2 separate regions of the Homo sapiens genome follow, and region 2 is linked to region 1. A link is a loop called in an ENCODE intact Hi-C map of the cell type or tissue named here. Cell type or tissue: natural killer cell. All regions are shown on one strand. Links, peaks and the distances in the headings refer to the core of each region. The heading gives the core; the rest is flanking DNA. Region 1 overlaps KRT74 (keratin 74). Region 2 has its middle 16 kb from the start of KRT85.

The links. Peaks named below come from ENCODE experiments on the same cell type or tissue, not always from the same donor. Only the 100,000 strongest peaks of a DNase experiment are listed, where the experiment ranks them.
Region 2: it touches region 1 in a loop (4-fold over the local background); 2 of 110 quality-filtered maps call a loop at or near these places.

What each region holds. Positions count from the first base shown.
Region 1 is chr12:52,563,737-52,569,113 of GRCh38, reverse strand. It overlaps KRT74 (keratin 74), which reads left to right. Exons shown (of 9, transcript NM_175053.4): 7 at 725-945; 8 at 1,421-1,455; 9 at 1,946-3,332. The coding sequence ends at 2,145. Among named protein-coding and RNA genes, the nearest start is that of KRT74, 7.4 kb to the left of the region's middle. In natural killer cell, for the core only: no CTCF peak of the experiment used is centred there; a DNase peak (open chromatin) is centred at 2,123; H3K27ac peaks cover 2,245 bases.
Region 2 is chr12:52,349,145-52,354,521 of GRCh38, reverse strand. It overlaps the pseudogene KRT89P. Among named protein-coding and RNA genes, the nearest start is that of KRT85, 16 kb to the left of the region's middle. In natural killer cell, for the core only: no CTCF peak of the experiment used is centred there; a DNase peak (open chromatin) is centred at 2,671; H3K27me3 peaks cover 3,039 bases.

The DNA.
Region 1 (5,377 bases), core at 225-5,224:
AGCCTGTTCTCCTTCTGGTGCCCCCACAACCCTCCATGCTCTGCAGGCAAACACAGGGACAACTCTACGACTCTACATTTGGCCGATTCACAAATTCCATGAGCATAGTTCCTCCCTCTCTGTTAGCAACAGGCATCGCAATGCCCCCCAGATGTTCATCAGAGTCCAGCTTCTGAGGTTGTGCCTATAATTTAGGGCCTTATCCTCCTGCTCTAAGGGAAGGCCAGATGTGGGAGCCTTCACACAGACTCTCCCCAGAGTGCTGGAGTCCAGAAACACTCATCTGGATGCTAACAGATCAGAAGGATCCCCAATGGGGAGAGGTCCTGCAGCAGGAATCTGATCACAGTGGGACCGTGGCATACTGTCTCATCCTCAGGGCTGGCCTTGCTAGGGGATCGGGCATGATTTTCCTGAACCTGTAGTATTTTGAATCTGTAGATACTGGTGGCCTCCGGTCTCAGGCACTATCTAACTTTGCAAACATCGACATTTCTTCCTGACCTCCTGAAATGCAACTGCTTCCACAGCTTCATGTGATAACAGCTTTGAATACTCCTCTGCAATAGAAAATAGAAGAGACAAAGTTCTGGTGTTGGCTTTGCAGCTTTTACTCCTTGTCACCTAGGGCCCCATCTGCAAAATGAGGGCATTGTTCTACTTAACTGGTATGAGCTAAATGTAATTTTCTGTTCTGATGGTCTCTCTGTTCTTTGCCCTTCAGCGTGCCAGCCTGGAGACGGCCATCGCTGACGCTGAGCAGCGGGGAGACAATGCCCTGAAGGATGCCCAGGCCAAGCTGGATGAGCTGGAGGGCGCCCTGCACCAGGCCAAGGAGGAGCTGGCGCGGATGCTGCGCGAGTACCAGGAGCTCATGAGCCTGAAACTGGCCCTGGACATGGAGATTGCCACCTACCGCAAGCTGCTGGAGGGCGAGGAGTGCAGGTAGGTGGGGTGGAGGGGAAAGTGTGAGAAGGGACTGGGGTGTGGCTCCTGTCTGGCTGAGGGGCCACCTGGAGAACAACATGGTTAGTGCCAATACAAGCAAGAGATGTGGTGATTTCGTGAACTCAGAGGCAGCTTCCTGCAAGGGGTTGTTGGACATGAGCCATGAAGCGTAGATGGCCGTGTGCTGCTGTGATGAGAACCGGGGGCTCAGACAGACCTGGGGCTAATGACTGGCTCTTCAGCAGGGGCTAATTATTGGCTTTATCCTATGCTAGTGGTGTGGTCTCGGTAAATCATCTAGTATCTCCAGGACTCTTGTTTTCTCATCTGTAAGATGAAGGCGATAGTGTCAGTTTCGTAAGTTGTTATAAGGATGAGTTTAAATGATGCACGTATAAAAGCAGGAGCCCATTGATGTTTAGTGGAATCTCGACACTGAGTTTTTATCTTTCTCTAACTTTCTGTCTCACAGGATGTCTGGTGAGAATCCATCCTCTGTGAGCATCTGTGAGTATTCTTGAGAGATGCCTTGGGTTGGGAAAGCCAGGGACCCTGGGACAAAGTGATGTCACCTCCATTTACTGTCTCACCTCCCAAGAAGCTTCTGTTACTGTCTTGGGAAGGTTTCTGGGCTTCAAAGGAAATGTTCTCCCTTTTCATCCTGTGAAATGGTGACTGAGGTCATGCCCACCCTTTTCCCTTCCTGTTTCTCCCCTGGGACGTTGTCATTTGGAGAAAGGGTTGGTGGACATGGATTTTCCTAGCATTTCCAGGAGGGCAGGGACTGTATCTATCTGATGGGGTCTTCACCTCACACGAAGTCCGGCCCGTAATAGGCTCTCAGTTCATCTCTGTAGTGCTTCTTGACTACTGAGGGTGGTTCTGCGGATTAAATGAGGTGTTGTTGTGGAGAAGCCCTTGGGGACAGCCGTTACCATAGCTGTTATCTGCTGATTGACACTGCTCCTCTCCCCTGCTCTTGGCCCCTCCTCCTCAGCTGTCATCAGCAGTAGCAGCTACAGCTACCACCACCCCAGCTCTGCGGGTGTTGACCTTGGGGCCAGCGCTGTGGCAGGCAGCTCTGGCAGCACCCAGAGCGGGCAGACCAAGACCACAGAGGCGCGAGGGGGAGACCTCAAGGACACCCAGGGCAAGAGCACCCCAGCCAGCATCCCAGCAAGGAAAGCCACCCGCTAGACCCATGGCCTCACCCACCTCAGCACTTGGAAGAAGAGGTGACTTTGCCACCCCCAAAGGTGTCTGCCACACCCAAGTTCCCAGGCCCTGAGTTTTAAAACTGTCTGTAGTACACTCAACTGTCTGCATCGTGGTTTAGCTTTTACTTTCAAGCTCTGATTGACACAGTCACCTTCCCTGTTTCCTTAGGTCCCATGTGGACTAACGACTTCTCATTTTCCTCGCTGCCTTTGGCTGGCAGGAGGCTTTGGAGGCACAAGCCATTATAACCTTCTTGGCCCTAAGGAAGCTGTGATCATCCCTAGAAAGAGGGAAGGAGCAGGAGACGACAGGGGAGGGGCTGGTTTGTTCTGTGCTTAGGCCAAGTTAGCTACTGTCTGAGAGGTTTTACATCCCCTGCCAGCATGGTGGGGTGACACGAGACCTGTAAGCAGGTGGTGAGAAGTTAGACAGCCTTTACTTGCTCCATCAGAAACAACTTTGCAGGATGACGCCAATATTTAGGACACCACGTGTACATCTGTAGACCACCAGCTGCACCCATCTCCACAAAGCCAAGTGAAGGTGTATTGGGGATTCTCTGCCAGCCTGTGTCACCCACCCACCTCCTTCATTATCAGCAATAGCTACCATCATTTGTCAAGCACCTACTAGATGCCAGACACCCTACACATATTGCCTCCTGTTCTCATCCATTCCTGCAAAGAAGATGCAATGAGCATCCTTGGAACAGACTGGGAGCCTGATCCCAAGAGGCTGCTGAACTGGCCCCAGTCACCCACCTATGTGCCAGAGTCAGGCCTGGCCGACACAAGGATCTATGCTTTTTCTGTGGTGTGTCACTGCCTTTTTAACAAAAGGGCTGTCAAAGTCACCATTCTTTTTGATGAGGGCAGCGTAATTACATTGCCTTTTGTCAGGACTGTGGGTATGTGATTTGTCTTCCACAGTCTCTCTGGGGCTGTGTCCTACATAGCTTCTGACTCTCAATTTTTGGTGCCATGAGCTGAGCTCAGTGAGTGGAGCTGGCTTTTCTGTCGCTGAGTGCTACTGCCTAGTCCAGATGTCGTGGCTCAGGGTGTAAATATTCCTAAGAATGGCAGCATCTATTTCCTCTTTTGTTTGAATTAAAGACTCTGAATTTCTGCTGTATATTCATTAAGTTGTCCTTGAGTGTTGTCAGAGGTATGCTTCTGTCAGTCTGTTAATCTTTCCAAATGTTCCACCCTCTAGTGATGATGTGCCACCCTCCATTTCTCCCCAGCAAGCGTGCAGGACTCTTGCTGGGAAGCTGCAGGCCAACTCAGATGAGGCTGCTCTGGAGGCAATCTCAGGCTGCTGGAAGAGACAGATACACACTCATGTAAATCAGGGAAGGGCAGCCTAAGGCAGCAATGCTAGTAAGGGACTGGAATAGAGAGGCTAAGCAAGGAAGGCTTCCTGGAAGAGGAGGAGAGTTTAATTAAATAACCAGAAAGATGGACACATGGGCTCCTGGAGAGGGAATTTAAATCACAGCAACATAGTAGTTTGGACACAGGCTTTCATGTGCTTATTTAGTAGGGGGTGGGAGATCTCAGATTTTCCAAAGTCAATACAGATTGGGTATACCTTATCCAAAATTCTTGGGACCAGAAACATTCCTGACTTTGGATTTTGAAATGTTTGCATGTGCATAATGAGATACTTCGGGGATGGAACCCAAATCAAAACATGAACTTCATTTATGTTTCATATATACCTTCTGCGTAGGCTAAAGATAATTTTGTACAAATTTTAAATAAAATGCTCCAAAAGTTTTGGAGCACTTTGGATTTCAGACTTTTGGATTAGAGATGCTTAATCTGCAGTGGGGCTGGGTGGATTTCTAAGTCCCTCAGCTGTGGCCGGCAGAGTCTAGCTGTCTAAGCAGCTTTCAAATTTGTCTTGTGTCATGGGTGTGCCCAAAGATGTTCACCTCTACAGGCCTCAAGATAATGGGGACAGGCCTTGGGAGGATGGGGACTCTGGCCTAAGTAGTGGCCTCCATTCACCTCCCTGTGGCTTTCATGTATTAAGGAGGTCCTCTTCTGTGTGTGCCAGGGTGCAGTAAACCGTGGGAAACACAAGAGCCCAAGAGTGTGTTGGGCTTTCTGCCCAAATGTCTCCCTCTGATGTCACCACTGCTGCCACTGTGGATACTGAACTAGTGCCCTGGGAGTGGGAGGCTCCATTCTAGCTCTACCACTAACCAGTCACCTGTTACACACAGTGGTTCTTAACCTTGTAAGTCATGAACATTTTGAGAGCTGATGAAAGCCATGGATCTTTCCCCTGAAATGTGGACAGGGTCTACTGCATGTCCAGAGGTTCACAGATCCCCACAGCCCATCCATGGATTCCCTGGGTCATGAACCACCGGTTAAGAGCCTTTGCACCAGATACCCTTAAGGCCCTTCCTAGCATTGATGCTCTGTCTTTCCCAAAAGACCACATTCCCAGTGAGGGACCCAGTAAGAGGGCCTGAGGTGAGAGAGGGAATGAGACCCACAACCTGAAATAGCATTTGGAGAAGTATTAATACATGAGCCTCCGTGAAATCACTTCTTTCAAGGCTGCTGTGCAGCATGCCCCTGACAACTGGGCACACCTGAGCTGGTGCTGTTGGGCTGTGATGGCTGCACGCAAACGTGGCTCTGGATGCAGGGATGAAGGGCTAAGCAGATGTGATACAGTGTGTCCTCTACTAGAGTGCTGAGGTGGGCAGAAGGAGCAGCCTCTCTGGCTGCAGCTTATCCACCTGAGAAATGGAGAGATTCTCTGCCATCTGGGATTATGAAGATGCTGAGAGGTGCACAGGAGTGACTGTGCTCTTGCTTTTGGACTCAGAGTCCCCTGAAGCCCAAGAGGAGAAATCATGAAGGCAGGACCAGAGGTGATTGTTAATTTCAATTATTTACAGTTATGGCCATTTTGACACGGGTACCAAGACCATTCAATAAGGGAAAGAATAGCTTCTTCAACAAATGGTGCTGAGACAGCGAGGTATCCACATGCCAGAGAATGAGGTTGAATCTCTATTTTACATCATATACAAAAATTAATCAAAATGAATCAACAACCTAAATATAAGAGCTAAAACCATAAAACTCTTAGAAAAAATGTAGAGGGAAATCTTTGTGACCTTGATTTGGCAATGAATTCTTAGATATGACATCAAAAGCATAAGCAACACAAGAGAAACTAGATAAAT
Region 2 (5,377 bases), core at 230-5,229, 210 kb after region 1:
ATCTCTCAGAGCAAGTGAGGAGCCCAGCTCCACACCCACACCACCCTTCCATGCTGAGGCAGCATCTGGAGCCCCTGTCATCCGAGGGCAAAGCGCAGAGATGTTCCCACATACTCCACACCCTCTAGCTGGCTCCGTTCCAAGAGGATCTGGCACACAGTCAGGACTTAATTTAACATCTGCTGGCCTGAAGTTAATTGGGGAAGACAATGACCGAGAAATTCATTCAAAAAAAAGCCTTTCTATTTCATTCCTGAACCACAGGGAAGGGGAGAAGCAATGGAAGTGAAAATAATGTCAAACCCAGGGTTTACACAGAGAAAGTAAATTGTTAACTCCAATAAGAAGGAAACAGGAGAGTTAGTTCTGGGTTCTCTGTAAGGGGAAATTACTAAACTGACATTTGGTCATGCAAGAGAAAAGATTTCCACTCCCCAACCCACACTGCCCCCATCAGAACAGGTCCGTCCAGAGTCCCACCCCCTCTATGCAAACCGCACAGATTGGGCACTGGAGCAGGCCCCCACTGCAGAGGGGCAACACAGTGCACCACTGCTGATGGCCACACCCCCTGAGCCACAGGAGGCAGTGGAGTCCAGGTCCCCGCAGACCACACCACCCTGGGAATGGCTCACACATGTGGACAGAGACACAGGTCAGAATTCTCTTCCATCTCAGACATGTTATGACCCAGAATCCTTTAGAACCAATGATTAATTATCTTCCTTCTCTGAGGGACCAGCAACATGAGTCTTTTTAAACTACAGGCAAACCTGAACCCACTGCCATCTGCTTCTTCAGGAGTGTGGTTAGCAAATTGCACACCAAACTCTACTTGGACCAGGCTGATGTTGAGACATGTTCATACAATCTTTGAGCAAAAACTGATAGATCACACTAGAGGAGTCATCTAGAAATATGGTTGCTAGAGAGGTGAGGGGAATGGAGGGATGGGAATCAGACACCTGGCCCAGGGGCTGTGTGTACATTGGATTATTAGATAGAGATTTACAAGTTGCCTGCAGAGACCCACATGATCAGAATATAAACCTAGCTTTTTTTCTTACTAGAACATGCTACCACTTGAGTAGTATTCTGTGTGTAACTAAAAGGCTTAAGCTATTTTTGCAGAACCAAATAGGGGTTCAGAATTTGCACCATTCATTAACTTAGACTTCATGGGTGTTCCAGATGGATCCATGTATGGTCAAATATTTGAGGTCATCAGTTTGTCTGGATCCCAGAGACATCAGCTCAGGAGTCCCTTGTCTACCACTCCATAGACAGAGGCTTGGTCATCAGTTAGATGCAATCTAATACTAAGATTGCTGAAACCCCAGAAAGCCATGCCCACACACACCCAACTTACAGATATTGACTGAGCCCACGCCTTCACACAGCCTGCAGGGAGAGGAGAGAGTGTACGGTTAGTGCTGAGTTCCTCTGCTTTTGCACCAAACCTATTCTCCTCCATGCTGAAGGAGAAGAAGGGCCCTAAGAGGCAGGGGGAAGCTACCCACCTGCTGCAGACAGCATCAGTGTTGGTCCTGCTTGCTGGGATCCCAAAAGGACAGGAGTATGTTAGCTTACAGGATCCAAAATGCCACTTTATGCCATGTTTGGCTTTCAGCCATGGAAATTTGGTGAACTGGGAAGTAGAGATGAGGGGGGCATCCTCCTGGTCCCTTGGCTGGAAATGCCAGCAAAGCCAAAGTGGTGATGGAAGCTGCTGCTACCTAGCTAGACGTCTCTGAGCAGGAAAAAGCTTGCCTATTACTCAAACAGATTCATTTTTATACCATGATTTTAAATGGTACCCCAGACATCTATCTGATTTCATTCAATGCAGAGGGAGGCTGAAGAGTATGGTGTGGTTAAGAGCCTGGACTCTCAAGCCAGGCTGCCTGGACTTAAATCTGGCTGTGCGGCTTACTAGCTGGGTGATCTTGGGCAGGTCGCTTAACCTTTCTGTGCCTCAATTTCTCCAGCATAAAATGGGGGTGATAATACCTGCCTGAAAGGATTATTGTAAAGTTCGATTGAGTTCTACATGGAAAGTGCCTAAAATGGAGACTGGCACATAGTAAGGAAATCCAATATGTTTGCTACCAACATTATAAACAATTCATTTTTGTAATCCCAGCACCTTGGGAGACTGAGGGAGGTGGATCACTTGAGCCTAGGAATTCGAGACTAGGCTGGCCAACGTGGCGAAACCCTTTTTATACTAAAAATACAAAAATTAGCCAGGCATGGTGGCAGGCACTTGTAGTCCCAGCTACTTGGGAGGCTGAGGCAGGAGAATCACTCGAATCCGGGAAGAGGAGTTTGCAATGAGCCAAGATTGCACCACTGCACTCCAGCCTGGGCAACAGAGTGAGACTCTGTCTCAAAAAATATGTGGATATTATTTATGATGAGACATATATACCACTACAGTGGGCTTTTTATAAACACTCCCTCCTCCCTCACACCTCTCTGCACTTTCTGTTCTGTCTCCCCTTTTGTAGCTTCCCACTTCAAACCTTTTTCCCCAGGAAAGCTCTACCCTGCCTCATTCTGCCCAGCTCAAAACACTTCTTCACTCATCTTTTGAGTGAGGATGTACACATCTGGCTCGGTTTCCTGCCACTCAGTCTGGCATTGCCACAGCCTTACGACTGTGCCCTTTCAAGGAACCCACAGTGCCCGTGGTGGTGCCTGTCAAACCACAATGCTGGCGACAGCTATCTCTGAGTTGAGTGGCTCTGAATGCTTTTGTTTTCTTATTTTCTGTATTGGCAGCAGCGAGCATTACTTATGTAATTAAATTAAATATTTTAAATGCCAAGAGGAGGCAGTCTCTTAAAAGGTCAATGGCCACAGTACACATAGCACAATATGCTAAATTGACTTTAAAATCACATGGATAGGGGATGTGTACTAATAATTCTGATTGAGTTATTAATCCATTAATTATTAGTATCATAATGAAAATCAGTGCAAGTGCCAGCTGCTCACTGAATGCTAGTGAGTGGGTTGGGGGCTTAAGTATCCGAATGCAGACAGAACTCCAGTGGCTTCACCCAAAGCCCCAAGGAAGCTGGCAGAAAAGTGTGTGTGCTTGAGCCAAGCATGGAGCAAGTCCAGCAGCGTGGCCGGGCTGCCATCAGTGACGCTTCATGGAAGGTTTCCAAAGCCAACCAGGCCTTTGAGTTCCCTCTTCATGGGGGCAGCCCAGCCTGGCCATCATCTCATGACAATCACCTCCTCCTACTGGGGCTTACTATGTTCCATTAAAACTCACTTAATCCTGCAACAGCCTTACAAGGTGGATTTTGTGATTATCTCTGTTTTACAGCTGAAGATGCTGAGGTACAAAGAGGTCACATGCTAATAAGTGGCAGAGCTGGGATTTGAACCCAGAGTGGGCTCATGGCCTGTGCTCTTCACCTGTATACTCTACTACCCAGTCTAGCCTCCCCGCCCTGAAGGGACCCAGCTAGAAACTCTAACGATGTGGCCGTCCCAAGTCCAGAGGACCATGCAACCATCCCAGGTGTAAATACGCATCACTCTGCCCCACACTGGCTTCACCTGCCCTCAATTCTTGGCTCAAATTGTCAGCATAGCTTCTCCTCAGCTGTTGAGAAGGCAGCCTCCTTCTGTGACAGCTTCCCTGGGCCACTAACCCCAGGCTCTGGAGGACTGATGTATGTCTGTCTTGTCTTCCTTTGCAAGGACAGAACTTGTGCCGCTCATTTCTATTCCCTGGTCCTGAACACCAGGCTATCTAGGTTGATAGGATTCTTTGCACATCCCAAATCAAATGGCCTTTAACTAATTTTCTGAATGATTCCAGCTTTAAGAACCCACTGAAGCTGATTGCAGAAACATCCTTTCAGTCAAGAGGGTAAAGTAGTGGCCTTGGAATGAGATCCAGATTCCAGCCTGAGGGGCCGTGCAGGAGGGAGAAGAGCATTGGTGGCCAGCCCAGAGACTGGTACATTTTAGGTGAGCCATTAACTGGCTGTGCTCTTGGGCAAGCCCCTTCCCCTCTCTGATGTCAGTTTCCCTATCTGCAAAATGGGGACATGGTTGGAGTCCATGATTTCTAGAGTCTTTCCCAGTTTGAACATTCTCTGCCTGGAATATTTCAGTCCAGCTCTGAGTAGGAACCTGAAGGGACCCTGGAGCCCCTGTCCTCACCGGATCTCCTCACCCTCCAGCAGTTTGCGATAAGTGGCGATCTCCACGTCCAAGCCCAGCTTGGAGTTCATCACCTCCTGGTACTGCTTGAGCATGCAGGCCATGTCCTGCTTGGCCTTCTGCAGGGCGTCCTCCAGCTCAGCCAGCTTGCAGTGGGCATTGCTGAGGGCTGCCTCACCCTGCTGCTCAGACTGGGCCACCGCAGCCTCCAGCTTGCAGCGCTGTGGGGATGGACAGAAGGGAAGGAGTTTAAAAAGGGTGCAGGTTGTGGGGACTCTGGTGGGTCTCCAGTGGCCTTGGTCATCCTATTTTATCTCCATTCAAAACGGTTAATTTTTAAACTTAATACTATTTAAAAGAAATACATATAAATGGAAAATTAACTAGGCAGGGACATGGCCCATTTGGATTTTTTTCCTTCATTTTTGTACACTTTATCATAAAACTGACTTGAGTTTGGCAGGTGAGCCATTAGAGGGAGGAAATGTTAGCACTGAAATAGGAATGATCATTATTAGTGATATTACCTTATACTTGTATATACCGTTGTTCGTTTACAAGGTACTTTCATAGATGTTATCTTATTTGACCTTCAAAGTTATTCTGCAAGCTTGTCACTACAGGCATTATTGTTCCCATTATGCAAATGAAGAAATTAAGACTCCAAAAAGCTGTGACTTGCCCTAAGCTATGCAGTTAATTAGCACCAAGCTCAGGTATTCAAAGGCCACTGTGCAGGGTCTCACTCTTTGGCCTGCTGAGATCATCTTGCTGAAAGAAGCTCCCATGTGCAACAACTCCGGACACACTAACTACAGCCCCTCCCTTCACCCCGCTTAAGAAAGCATATCAGAAGCAAATGAACAAAAGCACTGTTATCACGGGACAACTTCGAATCTTCTCTAATTTCACATCTAAAAAGTAAACCACTCGCATATTTCATTACTCAGGTCTTAACCACAACAAATTACTAATGATACATCCTGTGCAGTGATGAAGAACAGCAACTCAGAAGGCAGAAGACAGAGATTAAGCCAGGCATGTGTGGGAGCACTGTGTTGTGCTGGAGGTAGTATTACAAATCACTGGCGAAAGGATGGATTACATAATCTATTTTCTTATGATATGTAGAAAAATTAATTTAGAACCCTACTCACTGTGTATACAAAAAAAAAAAATAAAGTTCAGA